Regions from separate parts of the Homo sapiens genome. Here region 2 is linked to region 1. A link is an interaction called in ENCODE POLR2A ChIA-PET data of the cell type or tissue named here. Cell type or tissue: PC-9. All regions are shown on one strand. Links, peaks and the distances in the headings refer to the core of each region. The heading gives the core; the rest is flanking DNA.

Evidence for each region. ChIA-PET counts read pairs that join two places held together with the same protein. Peaks named below come from ENCODE experiments on the same cell type or tissue, not always from the same donor. Only the 100,000 strongest peaks of a DNase experiment are listed, where the experiment ranks them.
Region 2: POLR2A ChIA-PET joins it to region 1 with 5 read pairs; 2 of 35 experiments call an interaction of 5 or more read pairs at or near these places.

What each region holds. Positions count from the first base shown.
Region 1 is chr7:27,788,358-27,795,896 of GRCh38, forward strand. TAX1BP1 (Tax1 binding protein 1) reads left to right here. Exons shown (of 17, transcript NM_006024.7): 9 at 3,649-3,873; 10 at 4,709-4,855; 11 at 5,966-6,089. Among named protein-coding and RNA genes, the nearest start is that of TAX1BP1-AS1, 51 kb to the left of the region's middle. In PC-9, for the core only: no CTCF peak of the experiment used is centred there; no DNase peak of the experiment used is centred there.
Region 2 is chr7:27,648,745-27,656,283 of GRCh38, forward strand. HIBADH (3-hydroxyisobutyrate dehydrogenase) reads right to left here. Exons shown (of 8, transcript NM_152740.4): 2 at 729-889. It overlaps LOC105375211 (a long non-coding RNA gene), which reads left to right. Exons shown (of 3, transcript XR_007060268.1): 2 at 3,856-3,906. Among named protein-coding and RNA genes, the nearest start is that of HIBADH, 10 kb to the right of the region's middle. In PC-9, for the core only: no CTCF peak of the experiment used is centred there; no DNase peak of the experiment used is centred there; H3K4me3 peaks cover 305 bases; H3K27ac peaks cover 984 bases.

The DNA.
Region 1 (7,539 bases), core at 2,193-6,192:
TTCTTTCCCTGTTTGTGATTATTAAGCAATCTGTATAAACACCCTGTTCTCCAACAGCCTTTCCTCAATGTTTTTATTGTCCTTTGATGCTCCTCACCTGCATCAGCTATTATGTTGGTAATAATTAATGATAGAAAAATGGTGATTTAAAAAATTCTATTATGCCTTCTACATTTATTTGTAGGTAATCTTTTATCATGAGGACATTCCTGTCACCCTTCCCTCTTTTTTAAATATAACTTTGGACTTACTGATTTTTTGCTGCATATTATGCATAATCATCATTATTCTTTTTCATACCCAAATTGTTCTGAATTTAACCAGGGGAACCTTTTCAAGCCTGCTTTTTTGTCCTGATATGTTCCTATAATGCTTTGAATACTTTCTTGCTTTATGGCACAACTGTATGTTCTAACTTCAGGTTGTTCCCCCAGACCTGATATTACCATTTCTCCAAGAAACTCTGTTTTTTTTAGTAGGTAATGGTATTTTGAAACCAAGAACTGGATCCTATTGCTACTATGGGGCTGCTGCTTTGCACATTCAGTGGGTATTTTGCATCTTTAATTTATATTGATAGCTCCAATTCAGATTTAGTACCTTAGGATTCTTCCTTCCTTTGCTCCATTCCATATTTATATCTCTCTTCTCGCAATGTGAGAACTCTTGTTTCCCAAACATCATTATTACTCATGTGTTTCCATCCAGCCGTACACACCAGTGTTTTCACAATTATTACATCAATGCCACTTCCAACAATAAATGTACTAAATAAAGCTAAGGTATTTTTACAGCTCTTTTTTCTTAGAATATGTTTCACTAAGGATGTATAGAAACGCCATGTTCAAAAGTTACTTGAACTATTTTTTTGCATACCTATGTTATAAATTTGTAATATAATTTCATTTGCTTGTATTTAATTTTAATATTTGCTTTTATTCTTCTGTTTGATTTATTTTTATTGTTTGAATATGTAAAACAGTTGCTTTGTTCAGAAGTCAAAATGATAGAAAAATTTTACTCTGAGGTCTCAATCTCTTCCTTGTTTTTTTAAACCCTTTTCTTACCTATGCCCATAGATAAACATTTTCATAAGTTTCTAGTTTATTCTTATGTTTCTTTTTGTAAAAATAAGCTTATATATGCATGTGTACATGTACATACATCCTTCTTTATCCTCTTCGTTCTTAAAAAAGGTAGCGCTACTATACATACCATTTTGCACCTTTTTCTCACTGAACAAAATAAGTTGCTAGTTACTCCATATCAGTTTGTAGAGATCTTCCTCATTTGAAAAAAATGGCCACATAATATTCCATTATATAGATTTACCTTGATTGATTCATTATTTCTTATGATGTTATTTTTAGTAATTTGCTATTAAAAATACTCAGACATAGTTAATGTAATACCTAAAACGTCAGAAGCGCATGACATTTAGAATTAATGGTTAATCCTTGTTACTTTTTAATGTAACAGATTGCCAGTGCAAACATGAGAAGTGTATTTGATTATTTGTTATTTAATAAGATGCTAAAAATTTCTCTAAGCATCTTTTTCCTATTTAAGCAAGACTTCTGTGAGGAAAAGCGTAGTTATGGAAGTACCTGAGAAAAATGACTACTAGTTGCTAAAGCTTTTAAAAGATTGTGAAAGTAGTTTGAGGTGATGGTTATAAAAAAATTTAAACAGTACATGAGGATACAAAGTAAAATGTAATCCTCATCCCTTCTCAGATAAGTAAGTTATTATTGAATTTATGAATATACGTATATTTATATTTTAACACAAATTAGAATTTATACATTTTTTCCTTTTAAAAAAATTTATAAATGGATATCTTGCACTATGATACACATGTGGATCTTTTTCATTCATCATAACAACTGCCTAGTATTTCTTCTCTTCATTTAACAACTGTGTAGTATATGTTTTTTGATTGTTTTTGATTGTTTATAGTCTTCAGCTTTTATAAGCATCCTGCAGTAAACATCCTTATAGCAATATGTAGGCACATTTATAATCCGTAGAATAAGTTCTTTCAAGTGGAATTACTGGGTCAATGAGTATTTAAATTTTGATAGTTATTTTCAAATTACCTTTCAAAAAAATGTTCTATTGATTTTTTTATTCCCACCAAGAGTATATGAGATATGTATTGTTTGTAATGTCTGCACAGACTTTGATTATATAGAGGTAGTATATCATAGTTTATCATAAATTCTCATGTTGGTAGACATTTTAGGTTCTTAATGATTTTTCATTATTTTAGTATTTTATTGAATCCTTGTAAAGCTAAACCTATGTCTATACCCTTTGATAATTTTCTTGGAAACTTATGGAAATAAAATTGCTAGATCAAAAGCTGTGAGAATTTTTAAGGTGCTGATGAATGTTGTAAATATCTGATGAGAAAAGATGCCAGTTACAGTTTATATAAGCCCACCTGTTTGTGAATGTGCCAGTTGCCCTAAACCCATGCAAATATTGGAATGTTACTGTTTTTTTGATCTTTGTTAGTTTGAAAGGTGAATGGCATTTGTTTTAACTTATTTGTTTGATTGTTGGTGAGTTGAATTTTTTTACTGCATAATCGCATTTATTTCTTTAGAAAATTTTGTATGTTCATGACTTTTGACTTTTGTTTTGTTTCTCCTTATTGACTAGAAAAGTTATTTATATCAAGTATTATTATACCTTTCTTGAATATATTACATATAATTTTCTTCTAGTTCTTTTTCTTCTCCTTTGACATATAGAAGTTGGCGATCTTTTTATAGGTAGATCTATTAGTGTGATGCCTCCGAAGATTTTGTCCATGCCAACACTGCATAAAATCATCATTTACATTTCCTTCTAAGGGGCTAACAGTTTAGAAACCAATATTGGGTTGCATTTTTTTCCTGATTTTACATTATTTTTAGTACAGAGATTAAAAACAGGAAGTTGAATAAACTAAATTTATTGTGTTTATAATGTTTAAATGTTATAATGTTTAAACATTAATATTAAAGGAAATAATTTCACCATGGCAATTTTAGCTTTTTAAAGATACTTTTAGGTTTGTCAAGCAGTATGAATTACTTTTCATTTTCCCAATGCCTCGTCTTTACTATTTGTATATCAATATTTTGTTTTTAGAACTAAGGCCTAAATCTGTTCTGTGTTTTTATAATGATATGAAATAGATTTATATTATATTGGATGTCTCTTGGGGTAGAAAGTAGGAAACATCTTTTAACCAAAATTTTTGGTGTTACAAAGAAGCTTTCGGAATGATTTTTACTGGTAGTCATACAAAATGAGGGTCAGTATTTCTAGCTGAAGAGATTCTGGGGGATGGGATCTTTTGTTTGAGCCTCAGTTTGGGCAGGTCCTTAAGCACTGGGTATGTTGCCTGACTCGCTGTACTTTAGCTTCCTTGTGTATAAAGTAGTAGCAGTGAAACCAAGTACATAGGGTTGTTATAGAGGGAACCTAAAACAAAGTTACTTCTTAAGTTTTTTGTAGGCATATACTCTGTAAGTCATGAGTAGAAAAACCAATATCTAAAATTTTGGCCCTGTTGAAATATGTGCGAAAATTGTTTCTGCTTCTGTTTTTTACTTGAGTGGTTGAATTACAAATATATTTATCTGCTTTCTTCAGGAAGATACTTGTTTTTTAAAGGAGCAACTTCGTAAAGCAGAGGAACAGGTTCAGGCAACTCGGCAAGAAGTTGTCTTTCTGGCTAAAGAACTCAGTGATGCTGTCAACGTACGAGACAGAACGATGGCAGACCTGCATACTGCACGCTTGGAAAACGAGAAAGTGAAAAAGCAGTTAGCTGATGCAGTGGCAGAACTTAAACTAAATGCTATGAAAAAAGATCAGGTAAAACAAGTTAATTTTGAATTTGCATTTTGATTTAAGAAACCACTATAATCTCACAAAGTAGTAAATTGTGTTAAGATAAGACAGGTCAGATTTCTGCCTTATTTTAAATTTAAAATTTTCATTCCTTTTGTTTAGTCATTGTGACTTCTTGGCTTACAGTTAATGTGTGCTGTAAGGAAAACTTCTGTAAGCAGAATTCTTAATGGTTGGTGAAAGCTGCCCTATTGATTAAATATATTGATGTCAGATATGTATTGTTTTGTTTGGAATTTCTTACTAGCTGTATAAAACAGTATTATGGTTGTTTAAGGGAGTAATAATTGCTCTTCAGGAGGTGGATTATTTTTCTCTAGTTTTTTAAATGAACCTTAGTCCTAAGAATGTAAAACTGGACTTAACAAGAGACCCTATGTTGCTCTGTAGCCAAAATCCCAAAATAAAAAAGTGGCCGGGGACAGTTGCTCACACCTATAACCTCAGCACTTTGGGGGGCTGAGGTGGGAAGATCGCTTGATCCCAGGAATTCAAGACCAGCCCGGGCAACATAGTGAGACCTCATCTCTACAAAAATTTTCAAAAATTACCCAGGTGTGGTGGTGTGCAGCTGTAGTCCCAGCTAGTCCAAAGGCTGAGACAAGAGGATTGCTTGAGCCAGGAGGTCAAGGCTGCAGTGAGCCATAATTGGGCCACTGTGTTTCAGCCTGGGTGACAGAGCAAGACTCTGTCTCAAAAACAAAAAAAAGAAAAAAAGTAAGATTGAAGTTGGGGTTACTATTAACATTAGGAGGTATCAGATTTTTATTTTTTTCTTCAAATGTTTGTTTCTTTCTAGGACAAGACTGATACACTGGAACACGAACTAAGAAGAGAAGTTGAAGATCTGAAACTCCGTCTTCAGATGGCTGCAGACCATTATAAAGAAAAATTTAAGGAATGCCAAAGGCTCCAAAAACAAATAAACAAACTTTCAGATCAATCAGTAAGTATCATTAAATTTACACATAGTAAAATGTGTTGTTAGTATTTTTGTTCGAAAATCAAATTTGTAATATTCCAAATATCAACCTTTTAAATATTATTTATCTCTGCTTGATTTCAAGTCATTGGCCAAATATTGTAATAACTCTTCTTTAAAAAAGTCTGGAATTTTAATTTACTGGACAGCCAACAAAGGAAGCAAGGGCAGTAGCAAGGAAAAAACAGAAAAAAGTCTTCTTTTCTAGATAATTTCCCTCTTAAGTTCTTGATAAATATCTGTCACTCAAAACTCAATACTTATTATTGACTCTTGTGACCATGACATCTATCCTCATTGGAGTTCACCATTAATCATCCCTAGGTCTTAGATGGTGTCTCAGTTGTAATTGGCAAGTTCTTCATACTCATATTATGAAGATTCCTATTCCTATTAGATTAGGAACAGTTAAAGAGTGTTAGCTAATTCTTTTTTATTCCATTTGAGAATAGGTAGGTAGATTTGTAATATACCAAAGAAGATGTTTTTGTTTTGAGGTATGTATGTTTCAATGTGGGTCCTTAAACTGTGCTTAAATACAAGGCTTACTATCTGAGGAACTCCTGGAAATGTAGAAGAAACATATTTAAAACCTGAAATTGAAAGTGGTACTATAGCTCTCTTTTACTATGTGATGCATATGATACTTTCCTGGTCCTACTTTTTTAAATCAGAGGAGACAAGCAAGGAATGCATGTAGTAAAGTAGGAAGGCTTTTGTGAAAAAATATGATACTTTAAGTATGACTCACTCACATGTATGAATTTGGCCTGGGGCCTTTTGAGTACGTTATAACTTTGTAGTAGATTTCTGTGAATGACTTATTTTGGTGGTCTTTTGATGAGTTTATAAGAAAAAGCAAAATATAGTATATTTCTTTTGCAACATTTAGGTCAGTTAGCAAAATGATGTGTATAACTTTAGTCTTTGTTGGCTTTTAAAACAAGAGCAGCTTTGTGGACTTCTTAGGATTTCCTAAAGTAATATGTAAAAATATTATTTACTTAGTTACTGCAAGGAGGAAATATAACTAATTCATTGACTCATTTAACAACTTATTAACATTTTGAATAGGCTAATAATAATAATGTCTTCACAAAGAAAACGGGGAATCAGCAGAAAGTGAATGATGCTTCAGTAAACACAGACCCAGCCACTTCTGCCTCTACTGTAGATGTAAAGCCATCACCTTCTGCAGGTAAAAATCTTTTAGACTTTTTGTGTAGGGTGTCCTACATTGAAAAGTACTTATACTGCCTTCTTCCATGTGTTAGAATTTCAGGATGTTCATAAAAATTTTCATGTGATAAGTGAAGGAATTGAGGCAACAAGAAAATAAGGGTATAAATGTAAAATAGAGTCATGCAAGTGGTGAATATACACAACATGAACATATAAAATGTGAATGTAAACTAGTAGTTATCTTCTTGAGACTATTCACACATGTTAAAAATGAGCTGGTGCTTGTGAGTACTCATTTGGGCTACATAGGACAAAAGCCACGAATTGAATTTTTACTTTATGTTCCATTAAATCTATGGAATTTTGAAGCATTTTATTTGTGGATTTTAATTTTTAAATTCTGCAGGGGAAAAAATCCCCTATTATTCTCATATTTTTCTATTTATTCATTTATTTTTGGCTGCTTTGGATCAATGGGGGTACTTCTTCCCTTGTCAATGTACCTGTTGGCTGATGAGTTAAGTTTTTATTAGTTTATTAACTTATAGAACAGAATAGAGAGACATAGTGAGAACATTAATAACATGAAAACTTGGATTAACTAGGTTTTCATCTGTCCTGATTTTTTCACTTTTATGTAAATTTGACAGTAATGACGTTAAATACTAGAGAAAGTATATTTTCTTGTTTAGTGTGTGTAGTAATTGATCTTTTAAGTCTTTTTAAATGTAAACATCTTAGACTATTAAATATTAGGTTTATCCCCTGTAGGACAGAATTGAGCCTTCTGTTTCCATGTATCCTCTGTAGTACCTAAAATGGTGTTATAGGGTATTTACTTAATAAAGACTTAGTGGTAATGAAGGGCTAGAAGAATGATTTAAAATGTGTTCTTGGTGGGGTATGGTGGCATGCGCTTGTACTCCTAGCTACTCTGGAAGCTGTGGCAAGAGGATCACTTGAGCTCAAGAGTTTGAGGCTAGCCTGGGCAACATAGTGAGACCCTGGCTTTCAGAGAGGGGAAAGAGAATTCTCAGAGTATGGTTTTCCTACTTACCCTGTCTATTCAGTTATATAAGGAGAACAATTTTTGTGCTGTTATGGAACTCTTTTTAGCAAATTTTGTTTTGTTTTGTTTTTGAGACAGAGTCTCACTCTGTCCCCCAGGCTGGAGTGCAGTGGCGTGATCTCAGCTCCCTGCAGCCTCTGCCTTCTGGGTTCAAGCAATTCTCCTGCCTCAGCCTCCTGAGTAGCTGGGACTACAGGTGTGTGTCACCACGCCTGGCTAATTTTTTGTATTTTTAGTAGAGACAGGATTTCACCGTGTTAGCCAGGATGGTCTCGATCTCCTGCCTCGGCCTCGACCCGCCTTGGCCTCCCAAAGTGCTGGGATTACAGGCATGAGCCACCGTGCCCGGCCGCTTTTTAGCAAATTTTTAAAAAATCAAAGAATAATCCTTTATTAT
Region 2 (7,539 bases), core at 2,017-6,016, 140 kb before region 1:
CAGATGTTATCATCCAACATGATAAACTCTGGTACCAAAATTCTTTAAACATGAATGATAGCCTAAAAACACTAGAGATCCACTATAACTCAACTCTTCATTATAGGACATAGTGTTTTTAGGCTGTCTCCTGGTTTATGGCCAATAACTAATAATTATTCACAAAGTGCTGCCATATGATGTTTTCAAAGTATGTTCACATACATTCTCTCATTTGAGCTTCACAACCTAATGGCATAGGTTGTCATCGTTCACATTTTAAGAATGAGGAAATCAGCAGAAGTGATGTAACTTGCCCCCAGTAAGAAAGCATGTATCTGAGCTTCAACTCAAACTAAGCTTTATATCTCTAAGCCTACTCTTGTTTTAAAGACATATGTGCTTTTAATAACACAGGAGGTTATTTCCACCAAACTAACTACTTTAACAGCACAATCAGTAAAGTTACTATCTCAGAAAACTGATACAGAGCTAAAACAAGGCCCTCTGACCAAATGTGCAAAATGTTCCAAGTCACCTGCCAAAGAATAGATACCCCTGAATGTCTAACGAGAACTCTCCTTTACTGCAAATCTGGATGTTGGATGAATGATTACATATATATAAAATTAACACTGAATTAGGTTTACAACTCCATTGGGTATACTTCTAAGAAGCTGTCACTTATTTGAATGTATATTCATTTTTCATTCTCAAAATCTAAAACAAATCTAAAGAAAAGGTCTTACCTGTTCACCTGCATCTTGAAACTCTTTGCAGGCATCAGGGAACACATCATAAATAATAAGTGGATAGCCATGTTTCATGAGATTTTTTGCCATTGGATTCCCCATGTTGCCCAGTCCAATGAATCCAACTGGAGTCTTTGAAGCCACTGACCTAGAACACACTGATTTCAATACATTATTTTCAATAGGGGCAAATAACATTTTTTATTGTAAACATTCATTTAATATTAGCAAGTCAATTGTTAGATTTTTTTTTTTTAATAAAAGAAACTTTCAGGAACCAGGTGCAGTGGTGCACACCTATAATCCCAGCTACTTGGGAGGCTGAGGTAGGAGGACTGCTCGAGCCCAGGAGTTTTAGAACAGCCTAGGCAACACAGTGAGATCCCATCTCAAAAATAAATAATAATATTTATTAAAAAAAAAACCCACTAACTTTTAAAAGGCAAATTTTAAACTAATGGACCTAACCACATTTAAAGTTATCAACAATGTGCAGGCAGACTAACTTCTAATTATTTAGTTTTCTGGGGCACATTCACAAAATTTTAAGCATTTTTCCTGTTTTGTACCTGTATAACATTCTTTTACCATTTTTAACAATAAACTAAATAATGTTATCATTTATAAAACACCTAATATGTAATTTACTTATAATGTGAAGTATTCCATATTATCTCCCTTAATAATGTGTATAAAAGACAGAAAGTATTCAAAAAGACGTAAGTCTTGGACCAGCTTCAAGAATGGAAAAACTTTTTACCTTCCCACTCCCACAGTTACAGAAACCATCCCCTCCAATGATACAAAAAAAAAAAAACTCAAAAAGATGTTAAACCCAGGAGAATGGAATCACCAGTTTATAAAGGTGGTCCTGGGGTAGAAAGGGGAGATACCTCCATAGGCTTTAAATGGCAAGTGTAACAGTATCAGGACCTTGGTCTAACAACTCTGAACTTTCAGAAAAGAGAGACTTCCTTATTATATTTTTATTTATTTATTTATTTATTTATTTATTTATTTATTTATTTATTTTTTGAGACGGAGTCTCACTCTGTCACCCAGATTGGAGGGCAGTAATGCAATCTCGGCTCACTGAAGCCTCTGCCTATTGGGTTCAAGCAATTCTCATGCCTTAGCCTCCGGTGTAGCTGGGATCACAGACACGCACCACCATGCCTGGCTAATTTTTGTCCTTTTAATAGAGACAGAGTTTCACCATGTTGACCAGGCTGCCATTAAAAAAAAAAAAAAAAAAGCCTTAAAAACTACACAGGTTTTATTTATTCTTTTATTTTTCATATAAGACTTTTTGAAATTACTCCGTGGGCATATGAATCAAAGTAATGCGTTACAGAGTGGGGAGGCTTTACAGTACTATGGAAATAGCGTTAGATGCAATTTTTCACTTTCTAGATTTAGAACTCCACTCAATAAATATTCACTGCATGAAGTACTATGACAGAGCTCAGAGACAGACACAAGCAACGTATGGTCCCTGTCCTTTAAAAGCTCACAGTCTAGTGAGGGAAAAGAGAGAAGTAACTCTCCTTGCTCTTCCATTTCCCAGCATTCTTTTTCTTTTTTCTTTCAAGAACTCCAGCTTTAAAATTTGTAGTGCAACAACTAATCACAGTCCCTCTTTTAAGTTTCAGGTCCCCTCAACTGAACTTAATCTGCTCTTCCCTGAACTGAATCTGAATGGAATGAGATTTGTTAAAAGCAAATTATTTGAAGCCCTAATGCTTAAGAACTAGAGGTCTTCTTGGGTTGGAAGCATATTTAATTCCTTTAACTTAATGACTGACTCTAACACTTCCATTAAATGTGGGTGTCATTTCTGTGCAACATCATTTAACAGGCGCTAAGTTTAATACACTGGTATAATAGTACACTGGTATAATAGTACACTGGTATAGTTTGTCTTTCTGGCCTGCAAGGAATTCAATGACAGAAAAGTGACACCAAACTGAAATTTTATTTTGATATTAAACAGAATGAGTACACTTCATCAGAGAACTCTAACTAATGCTCATAAACAAACTAGCAATAATAGCCAGAAAGAAAATGTGGCATTACTGTGTTAAGGTTGAAAAGGTGTAATTTAGCAATCTAAAAACTTCAGCAACTAGGAAGATTATAATTTAAAGACAGTTAATTTAACAGGCAATTCACTCTAGGTCAAACAATTCATAAGTATGGTCACGTAGAACCACAATTCATTCACAAATTCAACAAACACTAAGCAACTATCACATGTACCAAAAGAGATGCCAAAGAAGGTAAGAGACACAGTCCTTGCCTTCAACAAGCTTAAAACCAAGAAGAAATAAACCATGTACATAAACACTAACATAAGACAGTTAAAGATAAAAACACAATGCTGATGAAAAATGAGAATTCATGGTGTGGGAACTTGAGGAATGTGGCATCTGACCTGGATATTATACAAGGGGTAGGATTTCAAATGGATAGGAGGGTAAGGAGGAGGGGAACTCCATACAGAAAAAGGAACATGAATATATACAAGGAACTAGAAGAGCCATGAAGAAATGACAGTAATAGTTAATATTTACTGCAATTTTACTACATGCCAGACACTATGCTAAGCACTTTATAAACAGACCTATTACCATATGCTATATATGAAGCCCATCTTACAGCTGAGAACCCTGATGCTGAGTTGAAGTAAAATACCTAATACTTTACTAAGTTGTAATGCCAAGATTCAAATCCAGACATTCTAATTCTAGAGTCTCCACTTGTAAACATTGTATGATACTGCCCTCTATTCTTCCTAAAGAATGCACAAAGAAACAAAACAGCAAGAGATTAAGATTAAAAAAAAAATGCAACCATAATGTGGAAGGATAGAAGGATGCTAAACAACTTGTATTTTGTAGGCAAGAGGTAGTTATTGAAACAGTGGGCAAGAGAAATGACAGATGAGACTTACACTTTAGGAACAGAAATGAGGCAGCAGTGTACAATGAATGAACTTGAAGAAAAGAGCCTGGAGGCAAGAAGACCAATATAAAAGTGACAGTAATCCTCTAGATGCCTTAGTTTGAGCTACTATAACAAATATACCATAATGGCTTAAATAACGAACACTTATTTCTCACAGTTCTGGAGGCCAGGAAGTCCAACATGAAGGTGACAGCAGATCCAGTGTCTGGTAGGTCCACTTCCTCGTTTGCTGATGGCCATTTTCTCACTGTATCCTCACATGGTAGAGAGCAGAAAGAGAAGCCACTCTCATGTCTCTCTGTACAACAGCACTAATCCTATTCACAGGAGCTCTATCCGCATGATCTAATTGCCTCCCAAAGGGCCTAGCTCCTAATATCATTATATTGAGGGTTAGGAATTTTGGCCAGGCGCAGCGGCTCACGCCTGTAATCCCAGCACTTTGGGAGGCCAAAGTGGGTGGATCACCTGAGGTCAGGAGTTTGAGACCAACCTGGCCAACATGGTGAAACCCAGTCTTTACTAAAAATACAAAAATTATCCAGGCATGGTGGCATGTGCTTGTAATCCCAGTTACTCAGGAGGGTGAGGCAGGAGGATTGCTTGAACATAGGGGGTGGAGGATGCAGCGAGCCAAGATCGCACCACTGCACTCCAGCCTGGGTGACAGAGCGAGACTCCGTCTCAAAAAAGAAAAAAAAAGGAATTCAACATATAAATTTTGTGGGGACATAAAATTTCAGTCCATAACAAAGTCAAAATTAATAAAGTGTGGTAGCCACAGGAAAAGACAGGTATAAAAACTATTTCAAAGACAGAAGTAAAAGGATAAAACAATGGATTGGATTATAGGCTAAAATAAGGGTGAGGTCCAAAATGACAGTAAGAGAATAGTGTTATCAATACCTAAGTGAAGAAATCAAGGAGAGCTGGCTCAGTTTTACCCAGGGTAACTATGAACTGTCAATGAGCTGAAAAGATGTCCAACAGACTATTAGAAATACCATGACCGGCCGGGCGTGGTGGCTCACGCCTGTAATGCCAGCACTTTGGGAGGCCGAGACGGGCGGATCACGAGGTCAGGAGATCGAGACCATCGTGGCTAACATGGTGAAACCCCGTCTCTACTAAAAATACAAAAAAAATTAGCCGGGTGTAGTGGCAGGCGCCTGTAGTCCCAGCTACTCGGGAGGCTGAGGCAGGAGAATGGCATGAACCTGGGAGGCGGAGCTTGCAGTGAGCTGAGATCGCACCACTGCACTCCAGCCTGGGCGACAATGTGAGACTCTGTCTCAAAAAAAAAAAAGAAATACCATGACCAAGGTTTCAGTGATAGGATGAGAAAAAAGAGATATACCTGGTAGCCATTTGTCTCAAAAGTTAAGAGGTGAAATTTGTAAAAGTTAATAAAATCACCAGATGAGTATGAAGAGGCTGAAGGCCAAAGTTGAACCTCTCTGAAGCCCAAGGGAACGTGTATACTCAAAAGTCAAAAAGTCAAAACCAACCCTAAGCTGAAACAGATGTTAGAATTAGAAAACAAGGACGTTAAAAATTATAACTGTAGTCTATATATTCCAAAGGTAGAATTATGAAAGATATTTTTATCAATACAAATTAAATTTCTTGAGATGAAATCTACTACTAAAATATGTGAGATGAAAATTATACCAGAAGATTAACTGAAGAGTAGATACCAAAGGAAAGATTAATAACCTTGAAGATACAGCAATAGAAACTATTCAAAACACAAAGAAAAAAATAATTTAAAAAATAAAGAGAGCATCAATAAGCTGTGAGACAGCTTCAACCACCCAAACACATATGTAACTAGAGTCCTCAAATGAGAAGAGAGAAGTGGGGCAGAAAATATGTGTGAAGAACAAATGGCCAAAAATGTTCCAAAGTTGATGAAAACTACAAACCCCATGCATCCAAGGAACTCTATGAACCCCAATACAAGAAACATGAAGAAAACCATATTAAGATGCATCACAATCAAACGCACAAGAGCAGCCACAGGAAAAAGGACACACTATGTAGAAAGGGAAAAAGATAAGGATAAAGGCAGATTTCTCATCAGAAACAATGCAAGTGAGAAGACAGTGGTGCAACATTTTTTAAATACCAGAAGGAAAAAACAACTATCAAGCTAGAAATCTATAACCAAGAAAAATATACAAATATTTGTATATTCCAGAGGTATGAATCAATCTCAGGGGTATGATGATGGATATGTTTACCATTTTTTTGTGTTTTTTTTTTGGACAGGGTCTCACTCTGTCGCCCAGGCTAGAGTGCAGTGGCATGATCACAGCTCGCTACAGCCTCAACTTCCCAAGCTCAGATGATCCCACTTCAGCTTCCCAAGTAGCTGGGACTACAGGCACATGCCACCAGTCCTGGCTAATTTTTGCATTTTTTTGTAGAGATGAGGTTTCATCATGTTGGCCAGACCAGTCTCGAACTCCTGAGCTCAAGCAATCAGTGGGCCTCAGCCTCCTAAAGTTCTAGGAGCGCAGGCGTGAGCCACCGCACCCAGCCACACTCTCTTGACTGTGATGATAGCTTCACCGGCTTATATACATCAAAACTAATCAAACTGTATACTTTATGTACAACTTATCATATATCACTATATTGCTAATAAAGCTGTTTTTAAAAAGTCAGTATCATATATATAGAAACAAACAAGAGAAGACAGTTCTCAATTAGTACTAAAGTGATAGATCAAATGTAAAGTGTGAAGTCTGAATGGATCCTGACTTTAAAAAAAAGCTAGCCTTTAAGAAAATAATGAAATTTTGAATGCAAATTGTACATTAGATGATACCATGGAATCACTGCTAATTGGCTTAGGTAGGATAATGGTAGTTTGGTTACATAGGAGAATATCCTCATTCTTAGATTCATGCTGAAGCATTAGGGTTAAAGTGTCATGTCAGCAATTTACTTTCAAATGATTCAAGCGGGATAGGTATATATGTGGAAGAAAAAAAGTCAATGTGGCAAAATATTAACAACTTGTTTCTAAGGAAAGAGTATATGGATGTCAGTTATATTATTCTTTCAATACTTTCTGCTTCATATTTTTCATAATAAAACAAGGGGAAAAAGATTAGCATATCTATATGGAAAAAATATCACAAACAGATAAAATACAAATAAGAAAAACACTCTAACACATGACAAAAATAGAGCTACTTTGTTTTATATGTAAAATAACTTTACAATCTGGAAGAAAAACATGAATAATTTTTTAAAGTAGGCAAAAATCACAAAATGACAACAGAAAATATGTAAATTACCCCCCAGAAAACCTCTAAAAATATACCCAACTTGTCATAATTAGAGAAATGCAAAACAAAATGATGTGATACCATTTTTCACCTGTTGGATAAGTTTTTTCTTTGATAAAAACTACTCTTGGTAAGAAATAACTGATGAAAACATATGCTCTCATATACTGTCAAATTGTATATTAGGTCGACCTTTTGGATGGTAATTTGGCAAAAAAAAATTTGAACTTTTATTTAGAATTTAAATTTAAAACATGCATACTCTTTGACCTAGCAATTCCATTTCTAAGAATATATACTACACATGAGGGGCCAGCCAACTTTGTCTTAAAGAGTCAGGCAGTAAATTATTTTCAGCTTTGTGAGCCATTGTGAAATGGTGTTACAACCATTTCATTCATCTACTCTAGTTTGAAAGCAGCCATAGACAACATACAAACAAATGGGTATGGCTGTGTTCCAATACAATTTTATTTACAAACAAGGTGCCCAACTATGGGCCATAGCAATCCCTACTATGTATTAAATTCTGAACAACACAA